3 separate regions of the Homo sapiens genome follow, and regions 2 and 3 are each linked to region 1. The links are chromatin loops, found by intact Hi-C in ENCODE. Cell type or tissue: IMR-90. All regions are shown on one strand. Links, peaks and the distances in the headings refer to the core of each region. The heading gives the core; the rest is flanking DNA.

Region 1 (5,995 bases), core at 2,091-4,590:
TCTGTTATTTATTAATGCCTCTTGTTTTTCTAGGAAGAATTTGAGGCAATTTACAAAAAGATTCAGTGCAAGAAGATTGAAACAATAATCATGGGAATTTGTTTTTCTCTGTCTTGTGTCATTAGGTTCTTCCTCTCCTTTGGGTTGTTTCCCTCTGATTGTAGCTGTGATTTGCCATTCCATATGGTAAAGCCTTTTTCTTTCTTTTTTTTTTTTTTAGTTTTGGTACCCTCTCAAGCACTGTCATGTGTTTTTTTGGTGCTCCTCCCATTACCAAGGACTTATTGAAAGAGAAGTCTCTGTATGCTCCCCTTCCACTTTCTACATGTCTGTTTTCATCTCTTCCCAGCCACGGTGCCACAGATAATAATTAGTTTTTAGGTGTTTGTGAATGTCATTCATCTCTAGTGAAAAAGGAGAGATTGACAACTGTTAAAGAAAAACTTATTCTAACGCTTGTTAAAGCAGCAAAGAAGATTGTATTTAAGATAATCATGATAGGTTGTCCAGACTATTGTGATAGGGGAGAGAGATTGGACTCAATTCCGAATATAACATGAACAAGCAGGAATTTATAACCATGAAGCAGGTTGTGGGGGTGGTGGATGGACAGTTACTAAGAGGAGACATCAAGGGTGGGGGAATTATTGCTAAACTGACATAACAGGATTCTTACTGAGGGCATGTCAGTGTGATCATATAACAAGGGTAGGGGGTTGAGGAATTCCATTAGCTAGCAAGTGATTGGAGCCAGGTGTGGTGGCTCATGCCTGTAATCGCAGCAGTTTGGGAGGCTGAAGCTGAAGGATTGCTTGAGGCCAGGAATTCAAGAGCAGCCTGAGCAATGTAGTGAGACTCTCATCTTTACAAAAAATAAAAAAATAGCTGGCATGGTGGCACACACTTGTAGTTCCAGCTATTTGGGGAGGCTGAGCCTGGAGGATTGCTTGAGCCCAGGTGTTAGAGCCCAGGCTTCGGTGAGCACTCCAGCCTGGGTGACAGAGTCAGACTCTGTCTCTTAAAAAAAAAAAAAGTGATTAGATATCAAAAGTAGAGGGATTCTCTCTCAACTGACTTAGCAGGCTTCTTGGTAAAACTGGGCTATGCAGGCCTGGTGGGGCGTGGGCCAAGGTGGAGGCCTGGTTGAGAAGAGGGCCTAGGAGAAGCCTGACTAAAGTTTGGTCAAGGAGAGCATCTTGTCACAAGTGTCATCTTATATTTGCTTCTGATCAACTGGAAGTGCTTTATCCATTAGGAGCCAGTATCCAGTGGCTTGTTTGAATATTTGTTCTTTCTGCACTATTTGATGTTTTTGATTACATCTTTCTTCTTAAAACTTTTTTCTCTCGTCTTTTGAGACATTGTTTTCTGCCGCTATTCCTTTTCCTCCCTTTCCTATGCTTCAGTTTGTTCTGTTTGATCCCCTCTATGTCAGTGCTTTTCAAGAACTGACCTTCTTTTCTCTTTTGGAAGCATGTAGGTTTCAACAGTGAACACCGTGTGAATGATTCCCAAGTCTTTTATCTATCTCCAGCCTGCCCTTCCATACACTCCACAGCTCTATCTGGATTTCCTATAGACACTTCAGACGCCACATGTTCCAGCCCCACATTCTTTGTGTTTATTCTTCCATCCTCTCTTTCTTTGCCTCTGATACCCAACCAGCTGCTAACTTGCAGACTGGTCTTTGCATGGCTTTCATACTTCTTTCTTTCTGTGGCTCTGCCTTTCCTTTGAGTTCTGCAACCTCTTCCTCTGCCCTCTGTCACCCATCAGAAGGAGTCCCTTCATGTTCTGAATTCTGTATCATTTTTTCTGTGAATCTCTCATGACATTTGTGAATGCATTTCTTTCGTAATAGTTATGTATCTTATTTTTGTCATCTTTTCTAGACTGACAGTTTCTCTAAAGTAAGATTCATTTCTTTTTCATTTCTGTATTCCTCGCAGTGCTTAAACTTAGCACAGTGCTTCACACATAGCAGGTACTTGAAAATATTTGTTAAATGAATAAAATAGCTCCCCTAAACCATGGTATTCCTGTAGCTTAACAATTTCCAGGGTAGAAATATAAAGCATTTTTAAAGTTATTCTATTGCTTTATAATACTTTAATCAAGTTATCAACAGTTAACATTTCCAGATCTCTTATATATTGTTTTTGTTAACTAATTATCTCATTTTCAGGCTTTAACAGAAAAAATACATGTATTCCTGCAGTATTGTTTCATGTCAAGGGCAGGTATATCACTTACTCTGGAATTGGTTCCTTTTGCTAGCTTATCTTTTCCCAAAAGTTTCCTGTGAAATTACAGTTACATTTATACTGTTATATTTTATAAAAACCTCTTTATCCTTCTTTTAACTTTCAAACCAGAGGAGAAGGGACACTAAACAGTATCTATAAACACAGGGCTTGTTATAATCCAGGTTGATTTTCTGGCCCCTTTAATGTTGTCATGTGTCCAGTAGTCAACTGGAAACAGAAACCTTCTGGGGGGACCATGCTAAAGGTAGGAAAAATGATGGGTTCTTCTGCTCTGAGAGCTGTTCTCTCTTCTTTTAGACTTTTCTAGGCTGTTAGCAAGGAATTGGTGAAGGGAAGCCTTTCTTTGTTCAGGTCTCCCTTTCAGACCCTGGTGGGTTAGCCAAGTTCATAGGACGTTTACATATTAGTCCTCCACTTAAAAACTAGCTTGTGTTTTGAAGGTTGCTGAATAGATGTCACTAAGTAGTAGACCAAAAAGCTCACCCTAATGATTGTTTTACAGAATGGAATATATTAAACCATGACCCTTTTAAAAGATGCAGTCAGTGGTTTATATGACATTTCACTTATTGCTTATTATAATATTTAATTCTGAAAAAAATGTTTTGATGAAATTGACTTTACTACTCCTGTAAGTTGTTCCTATAAGATGATTTTGCCTCTTAAGTCTTTGGATGGTATTTATTACTATTCTGAGATTTGTATCTCAAATTTGGATGTTATAAAGATGTCATTATATATGTGTACAGCATATGTAATTAAAGATGAGAGCCATGAAAATGCAATTCATGTTTCTTTTATCATAATGTTTAAAAGTTGACTAGATATTTTAAAGTTATTGTATATTCCTGGGAAGAGAAATGCTTCTCTGGGCGTGTCGGTTCATTTTTTTTAGTTGAAGTTAAAAGGATAGATTATTTCAAAAGAACAAGAAAAGGAACAAGATGGATTAATAATACAGTGGTAAAAAGAAAGGGGGCAACAGACATCGCTATACAGTAGGGACACTTGCAGAATACTTAAAGGCTTGTCATCCTGAATTTTCCAGACACATGGCTCTGCAGTTCTCTGGAGAGCCACAAGCCCCTTTCTTGCAGGGGCGGGACAGGTTGGTGGGGATTGGAGTGGGTAGGGGAAGATCTGCTGTTCCTAGGTCTCTCCAGACAGAGGAGCTCTTGCTTTCTCTTTTAGTGTTTATTTCTTCCTCTCTTCTCCCTCCCTCTCCATCTTGCCCGCCCCCCCGCACCCCCCCACGACCTCGCACTCTTGCTCTTGCGCTCGCGCTCTCTCTCTCTCTCTCTCTCTCTCACACACACACACACACACACACACACACAGACACACCACACACACACACCCCGCACACACCAAGTCTGCCAATGTCAGGAGCAATGGGAAGGAAAGAGCAGTGATTGAACACACAGATCCCAGAACTTACTCATTTGGATGAGACCTTATTCAGCTCAAGATGCCTTCTCATGTCACTCTTCTAATCAAAACTTCTTCTTTTACCTTTATTCAAGTATAATAATTGATCTTCAGAGGCATATGACAATTTTTAAACTTTTTTTTGAAATAATTTTTAGTTAAAGGTTGATCAAAATCTTAATAGAAAAAGTCCAGTGTTTTCAGGTCTTATCTGTTTGTACCAGGGGAAGAAGGAAAATTGATGTATGTTATTTACATTAATATTAGATAATTTGTAAAAGATCTGTCCCAAAATAGTTTTTTTCATTGGTAAGAGTACATTTAAGATAAACATGCAACTTTTTTTTTTTTTTGAGACAGGGTTTCACTGTGTTTCCCAGGCTGCAGTGTGGTGGTGTGATCACTGCTCACTGCAGCCTTGACCTCCTGGGCTCAGGCGATCCTCCCACCTCAGCCTCCCAAGTAGCTGAGACCACAGGTGCGAGCCACCATGCCCAGCTAATTTTTAAATAATCTGTAGAGACAGGGTCTCCCTGTGTTGCCCAGGCTGGTCTCGAAGTTCTGGGCTCAAGCACTCCTCCCACCTTAGGAGGAACCTTCAAAGTGTAATTCTTCAAAGCTCCAGGATTACAGGTGTGATCCACCATGCCAGGCCTAATATGCAACTTTAATATGTTGCTTACTGTGTGTTTTCAGCTGTCATAATTATTAGGTGGCAAGGCACAGTTTTTAAAAGTTGACGTATTTATCTTTTTTTTCTTTTTTTTGAGTTGGAGTTTCCTCTTGTTGCCCAGGCTGGAATGTGGTGGTGCCATCTCAGCTCACTGCAACCTCCGCCTTCTGGTTTCAAGCCATTCTCCTGTCTTAGCCTCCCGAGTAGCTGGGATTACAGGCGCCCGCCACCACACCTGGCTAATTTTTGTATTTTTAGTGGAGACGGGGTTTCACCATGTTGGCCAGGCTGGTCTCGAACTCCTGACCTTGTGATCTGCCCACCTCAGCCTCCCTAAATGCTGGGATTACAGGTGTGAGCCACCATGCCTGGCCTTGTTTATCTTTTATTTTAAAATTTAAACAGGTTTATGGTAATACAGTTAAACTACATAGTTCATAGGACTTTTAGCAGATTGAGAGATGAAGACTTTATAATAGATTAATTTCACTACTATTTTTGAAAAAATGCAGCAGCTTTTAATAATAAATACCATTGAACAGTACTTTTTCTGACTTACGATTTGAATGCAGACAGAAATGGTAATGTGAACTGAAATAAAGTCTAATACTTTAAACCCTTGTGTTCTTTCAAATCTGTTTCCCTAAATTACAGCAATATACACCTTCTTTCAAATTATAAAAATAATTTATTGTTAATGCTGAGATATTAAGCTGAGATGAACTGGTATATTTCATACTGTATTTATTAACACTTTACATGCTGTCTGTTTTCTAAAGAGCTCAAACCAGTGATGAGTTTTATAGGCTCATTTTATTTTCCACTGCCATATTATAAGAAGATTCATAGCTGCTGAGAAAGCTGCCATAGAATATTATCTGTCATATTGTCTCAAGGCAACTAAATATATTGTTATAAGTAATCACTAATAAAGCACTAAGAAAAAAATATTAGCAATATTTGCAAAACGGTACACTCTGTGCTAATTTTATTGAAACAGAGTTGGGAAGTTGTAGACAATTAAAAATGCCATCAAATCTTACGCCAACTTAGACTTGGCCAAAATGTTCACCTATTTTTCCCCAAGTATTTGGTCTTTTTTTTTTTTTTTTTGAGACGGAGTTTCACTCTGTTGCCCAGGCTGGAGTGCAGTGGCGCGATCTCGACTCACTGCAAGCTCCGCCTCCCGGGTTCACGCCATTCTCCTGCCTCAGCCTCCCGTGTAGCTGGGACTACAGGCGCGCACCACCATGCCCGGCTAATTTTTGTATTTTTAGTAGAGACGGGGTTTCACCGTGTTAGCCAGGATGGTCTCGATCTCCTGACCTCGTGATCCGCCCGCCTTGGCTCCCAAAGTGCTGGGATTACAGGCGTGAGCCACCGCGCCTGGCTGTTGTCACTTTTTATGGCCCAATTTTACTCATACTTGGAAAGTCTCATTATGTACTAGCATGTTAGTGTTCTTTAGCATGTGAAAATTTTGGAGGGTTTTTTTTGGTCTTTCTCAGTTTAGACCATCCTCACCATAGTTAAAACTCACATCTCCCTCTCCCTCATCCTGGATAAGGTAAAACTGACTGTCAATAACCAGGTCTAAGAAGACAACACATCTATATAAAATTGCCAT
Region 2 (5,995 bases), core at 2,305-4,804, 290 kb after region 1:
AAACCAAAACAAGATGCAATTTAAATTTTCACCTATCACACTGAACAAGTTTTGTGGGTTTTTAAATCATATTATAGAACTCAATGTTGAAAAGGGAGCATTAAAATGGCACTTTCCTACAATCTGATGGCAGTAAGTATAAACTGGCACAATCTTTTGGGAACGTAATCTGACAATATGTCTCAAAGACATGACATGTGTGTGCATGCACAATTATGCACATACAAGCATAAAACTTTATTACGCCTCCAGGGATACATCCCAAGATCATCATGGATTTGTACAAAATTGAGAAGACTTAACTGGAAGCCACCAGAATCCCCAACCACAAGGGATTAGGTAACGAATTATTTCACATCCATTAAGTGTAAAGGGCAGATGCTCTCCCAGCCCCACTAAATGAATTAACTGACATTCTCCACTGTCCCATAAAACACTAGTAACTGACACAACTCTTTTGGAAAATCTGCATATTTGTTCTCTGAAAAGTTCAGCAGCATATCTGAGCTTTGTCTGCCCAAGACTTAGATACATTCATTCCAAGCATTTGTTTATGCCAGTTGTATTTGTTAGCAAGAGCCTGGAAAACTTTGCCAACAATCTAGGAGGTTGCATTGAGTGCCTTTAAATATTTTGTACATTCTCCAACCATTCTACTGAGATCAAAACTGGATATTATGGATATGGTTTATATAAGAAACTTGAATCTGTGAACCCACCCACTAAGAAAGGGTTTTCGGTCTAGAGCCAAAGGACTGGGGAATGGATGTACATTTGTTTGAGTTTAAAATGAAGCGTGTAGGTATGTGTCATTTTTATTATTTCCCATATTAACTCACTTTTTCAATAACTGATCATTTACAATCCCCCTTGCCATGTAAACATACAGTTGCTAAAAACATGGTAGAAAAAAATGACTGATATGAGGAAATACTGACAGTACAGCAAAGTGAAAAGGAAGATTTGAAATGGAATGTACACCTGTAATCCCAGCACTTTGGGAGGCAAAGGTGGGAGGATTGCTCAAGCCCAGGAGTTTGAGACAAGCCCTGGCAACGTAGTGAGACCCTGTCTCTACAAAACAAACAAATAAACAAAAAAGGAGCCTGGTGTGGTGGTGCCGGTCTGTAGACCTAGCTTCTTGGGAGGCTGAGGTGGGAGGATCACTTGAACCTGGGAGGTCGTGGCTTCAGTGAGCCATGGTATAACCATCACCACTGTGTAATTCCAGAAAATTTTCATCATCCCATCTCCATTATATTTTTTAAAGATTTATTTGGCTTTTTTTTTCCTCTTTGAGACAATGTCTCGCTCTGTCGCCCAGGCTGGAGTGCAGTGGCACGATCTCGGCTCACTGCAACCTCCCCAACCCGGATTCAAACGATTTTCTCCTGCCTCAGTCTCCTGAGTAGCTGGGATTACAGGCACCCACCACCATGCCCAGTTAATTTTTGTATTTTTAGTAAAGACTGGGTTTCACCATGTTGACCAGGCTGGTCTTGAGCTCCTGACCTCAGGTGATCCACCTGCCTGGGTCTCCCAAAGTGCTGGGATTATAGGCATGAGCCACCGCGCCCGGCCTGTTTGGCTTTTAATGAATCAAAGTACACTTGACTACATCCCATTAAATATAATTATTCTGTTTTATAAATACTAATAGTATTAACTTTGTGTCAGACACTGTTTTGAGTACTTTATAAATTACAAACCCCATGTGGAAAGTCTTAGCAGCAGCAGCAGCAGCTTCATGCTATTGATGAAGAAACTGAGACATGGCAAAGACAAGACTCTTGCCCAAGACTACACAGATAGATGTGGCAGAGCTGGGATTTGAACTCAAGACGTCTGAGTCCATACTCCTCAACACTCTCTGCTACCTCTTGAGCAGAGAATTAAAATTTGCCAACCAACCAACAGAAACAAACAAAAACACACAACCTTTAAGTACGAGTATGAAACGTCCCATTTTCTTCATCCTTTATTTATCAGTCACTCTCCCCTCGGCTGTGTTTTTTTTTTTTTTTTTTTTTCCAGACAGTGTCTCGCTCTGTCACCCAGGCTGGAGTGCAGTGGCACGATCTTGGCTCACTGCAACCTCCGCCTCCCGGGTTCAAGCGATTCTTCTGCCTCAGCCTCCTGAGTAGCTGGGATTACAGGCGCCCGCCACCACGCCCAGCTGATTTTTGTGTTTTTAGTAGAGACAGGGGCTCACCATGTTGGTCAGACTGGTCTCAAACTCCTGAACTCAGGTGATCCACCGCCTCGGCCTCCCAAAGTGCTGAGATTACAAGCATGAGCCACCACGCCTGGCCTGGCTGTGATTTTTTCTAAACACGAATGAACTGCTCACCACCAGCCTGCACTAGGCTCTGTTGGTCACATAGAAGTCAAGAAGGCATGGTCCTCGCCCCCAGGAAGTGAAGAGTATGAGACATCAATAGAAGGGAGAGAAGGTGATACATAAACATGGACATCCAGACATGGGAGGGTCTGTCTGGCCAATGGGGATCACAGACAGCTGTGACTTGTTCCAAAAAGAATCATTAATAATGATACCATTCTAGGGAGACCAAAGGAATTGTTTTCATTCTTCAAGATGAAAAATAGATTCCTTAACAAAGACTGAATTTGACTGTGATTTGGGAAAATGTTCTCTCACTTTAAGCTCTTTCTTTTCTTGATTTCATTCTCAGATCACTAAAGACACACTGATCTCTGTTTACCTTAGTAATGCGACCTCCCACATTTGAATGAACTATACACTGGCATTTATAGTGGGCTGTTTTTAGATGATAACAGCACCCTTTATTTGCTAGAAATGGTGACTCTGAACAATAGTATGCAGATTCGATTTTGGTAATTGAAGTTTTTTTAATGTACAATACTAGGGAGTTTGCTATGGAAAAATTTCTGAAGAGAATCCTTTAGTAAAGCAAGAAATTTTCAAAAATCATATTTTTGAAAATATGATTTTCAAAATCACCAGACCATGCGAGCAATTTGGGGCCTGCAGATGTGTCATCACCCTAATGTCCCTAGCCAATGAATGCTCAACAAATGTTGGAAAAATTAATTAAATTATTAATTTGCTTATTTTTTCCCCTAAGTTCTGATAGGTATGTCAGATGATCTTGATTCAAGGCACACCTGAATTTTGGCTACTTCATAGTCTATTCTTTGCAGCTCTTTGCAAAATAAATTGCACATTCTATGTCTGAGGCCTGGACTCAGCCAATATCTCAGGGAGACTTTGACCCTCATGAAAACCTGGGCACTCGGAAATGACCCTTGAATTGGCCTTGCTGCCCTCATGAGGTCCCAAGGCATTTTTATAAGCACAGCTTTCATCACTGGAAAATCCTGGGTTTATTTAAGGATCTGAAGAACACTCCAGACTGGCCTCGAGTATCTGTTCCTAAGACATTTAAAATATTATCTTTTTTCCCCTACTAATCATATAATTTAGGAGAAATTCATTTTGGAAAATAAGGTACTGCTGATAATACTTTTGTTGAGTTGTGATGGGAATTTTTGGTTGGTGGGCTATATTTGGGGAGGGTGGTTAGATAGCACAGTATACTATACCGTAGTTTGAGAAGAAATGGAGCAAACATACAGAAATATTTTAGTTGAATAAACTGGGCAGCAGCTCCCTCTTGTGTTGAACAGTAAGTACTACAGACACTTAATTAAAGTATGGGGAAGCATCCCTTCATGCACATTAACACTCCAAAACTGAGAGCTTTTCCCAGTAATTTTAAGTCCAAGAAAAGCATAGTGCTCAGTAACTTTTTTTATTTTACGCTATTTTATTTTAATTTATTTTAATCTTTTTGAGACAAAGTCTCGTTCTGTCGCCCAGGCTCGTGTGCCTTGGCATGATCATGGCTCACTCCAGCCTCAACCTTCTGGGCTCAAGCAGATCCTCCCACCTGAGCCTCCTGAGTAGCTGGGGCTACAAGTACGTGCCACCATGCCTGGTTAATTTTTGTATTTTTTGTAGAGACGGGGTCTCCCTATGTTGCCCAGGCTGGTCTTGAATTCCTCAGCTCAAGGGGTCCGCCTTCCTCAGCCCTGCAATGTGCTGGAATTCCAGGTGTGAGCCACCACGCTTGGCCAACTCTTGATTCTAATAGCACATCCACTGCCATTCATTTTTATTTAATTAATTTTTCCAACATTTGTTGAGCATTCACTGGCTGCCAGGAACTAGGGACATTAGGGTGATGACACAGCTGCAGGCCCCAAATTGCTCACACGCTCTGGTCCATCTAATGCCACTTCTTCTCATAATGCTGGTCCCCTGTCAACGGTGACCTGTGCCTCCTCAAACTGCCCCCTTCCTCTTCTCATCTCCCACCCCTACCCTACGACTAAGTCCAGCTCAGGCCTGTTCCCCCTGCCTCCCCTTGGTTGCAGCCAGTTGTTTTCTTGTCTTGTAACCCTTCCTGGATAATAACTCCTTTGAGGGCAGCAGCCCAGGGTCATCCAGTCTCAGTTTCCCTGCAGTCCCTCGTTCAGCATTAGTCCAGTTCATATTCAAATGCGTATTTGTTCCATTTAATTTAATTCAAACAAATAAAAAAGCAACAGATCCCCACAGCTATTAATAGCTTAAAAAGGGTTCCAATGAAGAACTGTATTTGACCTCTTTGTATGCATAACCATCAAAAGTGGAGTATGTAGCTATTGTTTTGTTGCTGCTGTGAATCCAAAATATCTGAGACAGGCCTCAACCAATTTAGAAATTTACTTTGCCAAAGTTAAGGATGCGCCCGTGACACAGCCTCGGTGGTCCTGACACCATATGCCCAAGGTGGTTGGGTACAGCTTGCTTTTATATATTTTAGGGAGACATGAGACATCAATCAATATGCGTAAGATGTATATTGGTTCAGTCCAGTAAAGCGGGACAACTAGAAGGAGGGGCGGGCTGGGGTGGGAGGGGTGTCTTCCAGGCCATAGGTAGATAAGAGACAAAAGGTTGCATTCTTTTGAGTCCTTGATCAGCCTTCCACTGAGTCTGGCTCAGTGAATCTGCATTTTTACATAGACAGCAGGGCAGAGGAAGCAATCAGATATGCATTTGTCTCCAGTAAGCAAAGGGATGACTTTCTGTCTAGCACCTGTGAAGATCAGCTATTATATTAGTCTACATTGCCAGGGTGAAATTCAACAGAACTGTTATAAGGTAAAAATCTTGAGGCCCACATGGAATTTCCTTGTGGGCAAATTGTGAGGGAGGTAGGTATCTCTTTAATCTCTGTAGCTATCTTATTTAGAAATTAAAATGGGAGGCAGGTTTGCTTGACATAGTTCCCAACTTGACTTTTCCCTTAGCTTAGTGATTTTGGGTTCCGGAGATTTATTTTCCTTTCACATGGTCAAAATGAATGTTGAATTTTTCTCATGCATTTCAGTGATAACATAACGACCCCAATGGAAGGTAAGATTTATTTTATCCTAGAAACCACGGTGTTGGAGAAATCCTGGCTGTCATAAAAGGATGCTGGATTCCAAAGTTGGACGCCATGCCAGGCATCGGAATGCCAATGTGTGCTCTGGCTGAGTCACTGTCCCACCCATTCCACATCTGGGATGGTCAAGCATCTCATCAGTGATTCCCAGTCATGGAGATTTTATGTAAAATATTTAAAATAATTTTTTGAGGTACAAACATGAGGTTTCCAATGTCTTACTTTGCTAAGTATAAACAGTTTCTTAAATCATCATTTATTATGATCATCGTTTTAAGGAAAAAATGAAATTTTAATACTGAAAAGTAGAAAGATCATAATCTCTAATAAAAAACAGTTCTTTCAACTGAATGCATGTTAACTAATTTTAGATCACTTATAGAATCTCAGAGATTTTTCCAAATCAGACCCCTCATTTTGCAGAAGAGAGAGTGGGGCTGAAATGTGTAAACCAAGGCAAGCTAATTATCTCTGCAGGTAGATAAGTGGCTTGTCCTGAATCATTCTAACAACCAGCC
Region 3 (5,995 bases), core at 2,305-4,804, 220 kb after region 1:
AGGCCTCTGTAACAAAGAGAGAAGGTAAAACGTCATAAATATTCAACACATCTACACTCTTTCCACTGAACTACAGAACACTAAATCATTCTGTCACATACAAGGCCCATCCTCCTCACCCGTAATTAGCGAAGCATTCCCAAGACCAAATTACATAGTACTTAAGAAAATTATGAAAATGAGAATGTAAACAGTATCACATTTGACCACAGCACTTGTCAAACATACCCTGCATATCACGGGCTTTCTCTAAAGAAACCTGTTCGTGCATTTATTAGTGTCAAAAGACAAAGTTACAACAGATTTAATTTAAAGATCTTAATTGGCTTTTATTTGCAAATCTAGAATATCGGGCAACACCTCATTCTACAAAATAGAATGAATGTTCCCATGAGCCGAGCAAAGGATGTTGGTTTTATGGTCAGAAAATGGTTGAGGAAAGCAGAAACGGAGAACAAAAAGCAGATTGGTTGTTTCCAAGTTACTTTCTTTGGAAAGTTTGAAGCAGAGGGGCCTTCCTATCATGCCAGCAAAAACTGGCCTGTTTGGGGATTGGGCTGTTATCTCCCTGTCTTTCTTGATTTCTTGGAAGATCGGATAAACAACTCAGTTTTGGCTTGGTGGTGTGAACTTCAGCATGAGTGACTCCATTTTGGTTTGGTCTGTTAGGCCTGGTGCAGGAGCTCAGTCCAAGTCAATGGCCTCCTGTAAATTTCATGTGACATTACTCTACACGTTTTGGGACTAAAAGAGAGCATGCTTAGATTATTGTCATGTGTAGTGTCCTCACAGGCACATTCCACTTATGTATCAGAAACCCTTTATGAATTCTGTTTAATCTTCGCCATTTACCCAAAATGATTCAAAAGGGCTTACATGCTTTGGAAAAGACTAAAGGCTGTCTCCCAAACTTCTAGCTCTCTGATATTTGGCCACTTTTTAGCCAAAAGGATATGCAAGTCTTTGTTAGAAAATCGTGTATTAACGATTAGTGGACAACTAACTACTATTGTCTTAAACAGGAAAAGAAGAGAAGGAAGATTCCGTTAAAAATTCCAACAATATTTTAACATTTCTTGTATTGTCAGCTTTAGGATATTTTGAGAGCCTTGAAAAACTTATCTTTGGCAGTTTTTTAGCAGAAAAGCTTACTGCTTATCATTTTTCAGTATGTAATGAATATAGTAACTATCCCAGCTAGACGTGAGGTTTCAAAGGCTAAATTCAGTCATCGATTTGATTGCATTTTTTGCACCAATGCAATTAATTCCACTGGAAGATGATAGAAAAATTTCATTACACAAAATGCGTGAGAGGTGAAAAATAATGTTTAACTAAACTCTTTACCAAGGCTATTATAGCTTTGAGGAAAATCACTTAAAAACAAAATTAAAAATTCTAAATTATCTGTGACTCTGCTGAGATAGACATTATAAAATACTGTAATATTAGTGCAAATTTTTTTTGACGCGAATTCTTTATTAATTTCATTTTTGATCATTCTTGACATAGTTTCAACAGTAGAACATTCTTGGTTCAAATTAAAACTAATTAAAAGTGATTTAGGGAACACAAGTGAATAACAATGTTCACAGTTAGCACCTCTCAGAATAGAAACTCAAGCAGCTGACAAAATGGAAGTTGAGAAACATTCATGACTTTGACTATTCCAAATCACAGCAACGTTTGCTTATGTAACTGAAATAAACCCAGGATCCTACATGGTCCAGTCTTGGCACTGGTTCAGTCCAGCAGAAAAATAGAATTGAAAACAAATCTTTCTTGCCTTTTGAGAAAATGCCAAAGGTAGGAGTGCATTTTAAATATCCAACAAAGCGCCTCAAAAATAATGTTTGCACTCCTCTCCCACTCTCAAGTTATCTGGCCAATTATATCTCCTCCCTCTCTATTCCCCCAACCTCTCCAGACACCCAGACACTTTCTCAATTCTCTTTTTTCTCTGCCTTAGTTCTTCATTTGTCATTGAACTTAGCCTCCCAAGCTTCTTTAGTTTTCCTTCAGTCTGTTATTACCCAGACTGTGTGTAACAAAGAAAAGTTCAAGACATACTTTTTGCTACCAGCACGGGGTAAGGAAGGACACATCAGATTCTGCGCCACACTCATTTTTCTTGGTTTGTGTCTGTCCCAGAGAATATGAGAAGCTGGCCATGGAAGAATTCTGCCATCAAAGCATTTCCTGCATTGATCAAGTGGTTGGACCCCAGAGCTGCCGTGGCCAAGGCCTGGCTTCGGTTCGTGTTGACTCTGCGTGGTCCTGCAGCCACAGTCCACGCTTACTTCTGCCAGGGGTCCACTGGGTCAGAAAGTACCCCAGAGACAAAGTATCCCTTGAGAGAAAGAGGCGCAGATTTTTCTCCTCCTTCTGAAAGGAAAGTTAAGAGAAAGATTACATTTATAATTTAATGTACGCACACGTATATTTTAAAAATCAAAGCACAGCTGTTCTAGATGAAGGAAGGGTGGGAAGCAGGGAGCACCACCCTTTTGGCCACTCCTCCCTGTCCACGATCTCTCCTCCTTTCCTTCTCTCATGGCCACCTCAGGAGAGCTTCCTGGAGCACAGTTTGAACCATGAGTGTAGTGGACAGAGCACCGTGTTTGGGGTCAGAAATATCAGATTCCCCTCCTGGTACTTGGATCTAAGTGAGCTCAGACACATGACGTATGTCACGTGCACAGCTGAGCTGCTGCAAGAATGAGGTGGTAGCTAACAGGATTGCAGTACAGGGTGATTTCCCCTCTACCGTTAGACCCAGAGAAAAAGGGAGATTGTGAAGCAGGACGGGGGCAAATCCATCCCTGCCCCTGGAAGAAACAACACCAAGGTCGGGGGAACCCATGATGAGTGGTCAGCAACCTCTTTGTATGTAGTTAGAAGCCTTTGTGTAATCCAGTGGTAACAAACCCAATCATTACTACAGACTGTCAGCGTGATTGCATAGCACTGAGCCTGGCTGAAAAAAAAAACAGAAGAAACTGACCATTGCAGACAGAGTGAGACATGACAGAGGCAGGTCATCTGGTGTAAACCGGATGAAATCTCACGCCTGAAGAAGCCTAGATTTGCACATGAATTGCCTTTGGCTCTACAGCCCTCCAGTACAATTACTCAGAACTGTAAGCTTGTGAAATAGAAATGCAAAGTCGGGCTCTTTCAGGGGCTTAGAGTTGACCCCTCTTTCTTGACTCTTCTGAGGAGCACCTGTAGTTCCTGGGGTGCCTTCCTCACCCGAAAGGGCCTGCTGGGCTGGCTTGCTGGAGTTTCCAAAACACAGGCCCTGGGGGCACAGCAGGAGAGACACCTCATCCGGAGAGAGCCTCTAGCGCTCGGCCACCGCTTTAATAACCATTTGTTGCCACCTGCTGGCCACTGGACCAAGGCACTCCATGCTGGAAACAGGAGTTTGGCTAAGAGTTAGCCAGGCCCCAGGGAGCTGCACCCAAATGCAGACAGCCTGTGTTTTCTCCAAAGAAGTGACCTTGGGAGGATCCACAATTATTCCATTCATTAAGCCACACAAGAAGGTGGATTTTATAAAAGAGATATACTTCATTCATGCATTAATTAGTCAACTGCAAACACTTTTGGAGCTACATGCAGGTACCCTGCATGGCACTGGGGGTGACTGATAGTCACATTTTATTTTATCCCCAAATGACATTATCTAGTATGATCTTCTACCCTATTCATTGAATTAAGCTTTACATCCATTCATTCCCTCATCAGCAGTTATTTACTGACTGCCTACTGGATGACAAGCTGTCAGCCAAAAGCTAAGGATACAGCGGTGAGCAGAAACAGGTGCCATCTCTGCACTCACTGGGTTGCAGTCTAGTGGGAGAAACAGACGTTAATCAGATAATCACACAAATAAATGTAACATATGCACCCTGACAGGTATAATAGAAAAATATAACCGTGAGAAGAGCAGGTCTAAGTGACTTTGGTTGATTCTAAAATGGAGATTTAGCTATTTGATATGCGTTAAAATTATTTAACATGTTTTCATTTTCTGACCCAGCACTTCTACTCTTAGAAACTCATCCTAAGGCAATAGTTAGAAAATTGGGCTGATTTATATGTATAAGGATGTCCACTGCATGATTATTTATAAAAGCAAAAATTAAAAATAAAAAATGAAAACATCCAATGGTAAGAAATTGGTTAAATGAATTATGATACATTCAAAAAAGAGAACATTCTCAGGCATTGAAAATGAAAATGGACCGGGCGCGGTGGCTCGCGCCTGTAATCTCGGCACTTTGGGAGGCCAAGGTGGGCGGATCACCTGAGGTTAGGAGTTCGAGACCAGTCTGGCCAACATGGTGAAACCTCGTCTCTACTGAAAATACAAAAATTTAGCCAGGCATAACGGCATACACTTGTAATCCCAGCTACTCAGGAGGGTGAGGCAGGAGAATCGCTTGAGCCTGGGAGGCAGAGGTGCAGTGAGCTGAGATCATGCCACTGCACTCCAGCCTGGGCGACAGAGCAAGACCCTGCCTCAATTAAGAAAAAAAGAAAAAGAAAAGAAAAGCATATATAGTAAATCCCATTTGAAATTGTTTTTCTGAGACCGAGTCTCACTCTGTTGCTCAGGCTGGAATGCACTGGTTAAGCTATCACAGTTCACTGTAACTTCCAACTCCTGGCCTTAAGCGATCCTTCTCCCTTGGCCTCCCAAAGCACTGGGATTATAGGCATGAGCCACTGGGCCCAGCCCCCTCTGGAACATTTGTAATGTTGTTGATTGGATCAAAACATTATATCTCTATTATTGTTGAATATTATCATGCAAATATGCTGTATGCTGTTATTTTTTTCTATTCAGAAAAAGGCACAAAACAACAACAACAAAATTCTTTTCACTCTGCTCCCACCAGCTCCCACCTAATTTCTTTGTTACCTTTTTCAGTAAAACCTCCAATTCTGCCCCCTTAAACCTATTTCAGTCAGGTTTCACACATGTGAGGTTGCCAGTGGCCTGCCTCCATAGTGCTAAGCCCCGTAGCCATTTCTGTCCTCATCTCATGGGCTCACCCCCACCCCACCTCCTGCACTGGCCTTTACCAGGCTTCCAGAACTCTACCCTCTTGTGGATCTCCTCCTGCCTCACTGTGTCCTCCTTCTCAGTCTTCTTCGCTGCACCCTCCTCTTCTTCTCAACTTTTTTTTTTTTTAATGACACAGAGTCTCACTCTGTTGCTCAGCCTGGAGTGCAGTGGCATGATCATGGCTCACCGTAGCCTAAACCTCTTGAGCTCAAGGGATCCTCCCACCTCAGCCTCTCAAGTAGCTGGGACCATGGCACACACCACAATTCTTGGCTAATTTTTTTTTTTATTTTTCATAGAGATGGAGTCTCACTATGTTGCCCAGGTTGGGCTCAAACTCCTGGCCTCAAGTGATCCTCCTGCCTCAGCCTCCCAAGTTATTTCCCAACTGTTTTTTTTTTTTTTCTTTTTGTTTTTGAGATGGTGTCTCACTCTGTTGCCCAGGCTGGAGTGAAATGGTGTGATCTTGGCTCACTGCAACCTCCACCTCCCGGGTTCAAGTGATTCTCCCGCCTCAGCCTCCCAAGTAGCTGGGATTATATGTACCCGCCATCATGCCTGGCTAACTTCTGTATTTTTGTAGAGATGGGGTTTTACCATGCTGGCCAGGCTGGTCTTGAACTCCTGACATCAGGTGATCCACCCACCTTGGCCTCCCAAAGTGCTGGGATTACAGGCGTGAGCCACCACGCCCAGCCTCCAACTTAATGTTAGTTCTCTTCTCTTTTCTGCCCATACTGATTCCTTTGACCTTATCCTGTTGTGGCTTTAAACAACATCTACTCTAGATTTCCCAAACTACTGACTCAAAAATCCAACTGCCTGCTCACATTTCTAATGGACACCTCCAGTTGATCACACCCCAGGCAGAACCCTTGAATTTTCCCCCCTTTAAACCTGCTCATCCACGGTCTTCCT

The links. A loop is a pair of places that touch in the nucleus more often than their neighbours do. Peaks named below come from ENCODE experiments on the same cell type or tissue, not always from the same donor. Only the 100,000 strongest peaks of a DNase experiment are listed, where the experiment ranks them.
Region 2: a loop joins it to region 1, with 6 times the contacts of the local background. A loop is called at or near these places in 31 of 110 quality-filtered maps.
Region 3: it touches region 1 in a loop (6-fold over the local background); 98 of 110 quality-filtered maps call a loop at or near these places.

Annotation. Positions count from the first base shown.
Region 1 is chr2:174,987,843-174,993,837 of GRCh38, reverse strand. The region is part of intron 1 of CHN1 (chimerin 1); the gene reads left to right. Among named protein-coding and RNA genes, the nearest start is that of CHN1, 15 kb to the left of the region's middle. In IMR-90, for the core only: a CTCF peak has its summit at 3,425; a DNase peak (open chromatin) is centred at 3,467; H3K4me3 peaks cover 261 bases; H3K27ac peaks cover 210 bases.
Region 2 is chr2:174,697,839-174,703,833 of GRCh38, reverse strand. No RefSeq gene overlaps it. Among named protein-coding and RNA genes, the nearest start is that of CHRNA1, 64 kb to the left of the region's middle. In IMR-90, for the core only: a CTCF peak has its summit at 3,664 (motif pointing left); a DNase peak (open chromatin) is centred at 3,643.
Region 3 is chr2:174,769,136-174,775,130 of GRCh38, reverse strand. No RefSeq gene overlaps it. Among named protein-coding and RNA genes, the nearest start is that of CHRNA1, 7.7 kb to the right of the region's middle. In IMR-90, for the core only: a CTCF peak has its summit at 3,386 (motif pointing left); DNase peaks (open chromatin) are centred at 2,700, 3,050 and 3,360; H3K27ac peaks cover 1,039 bases.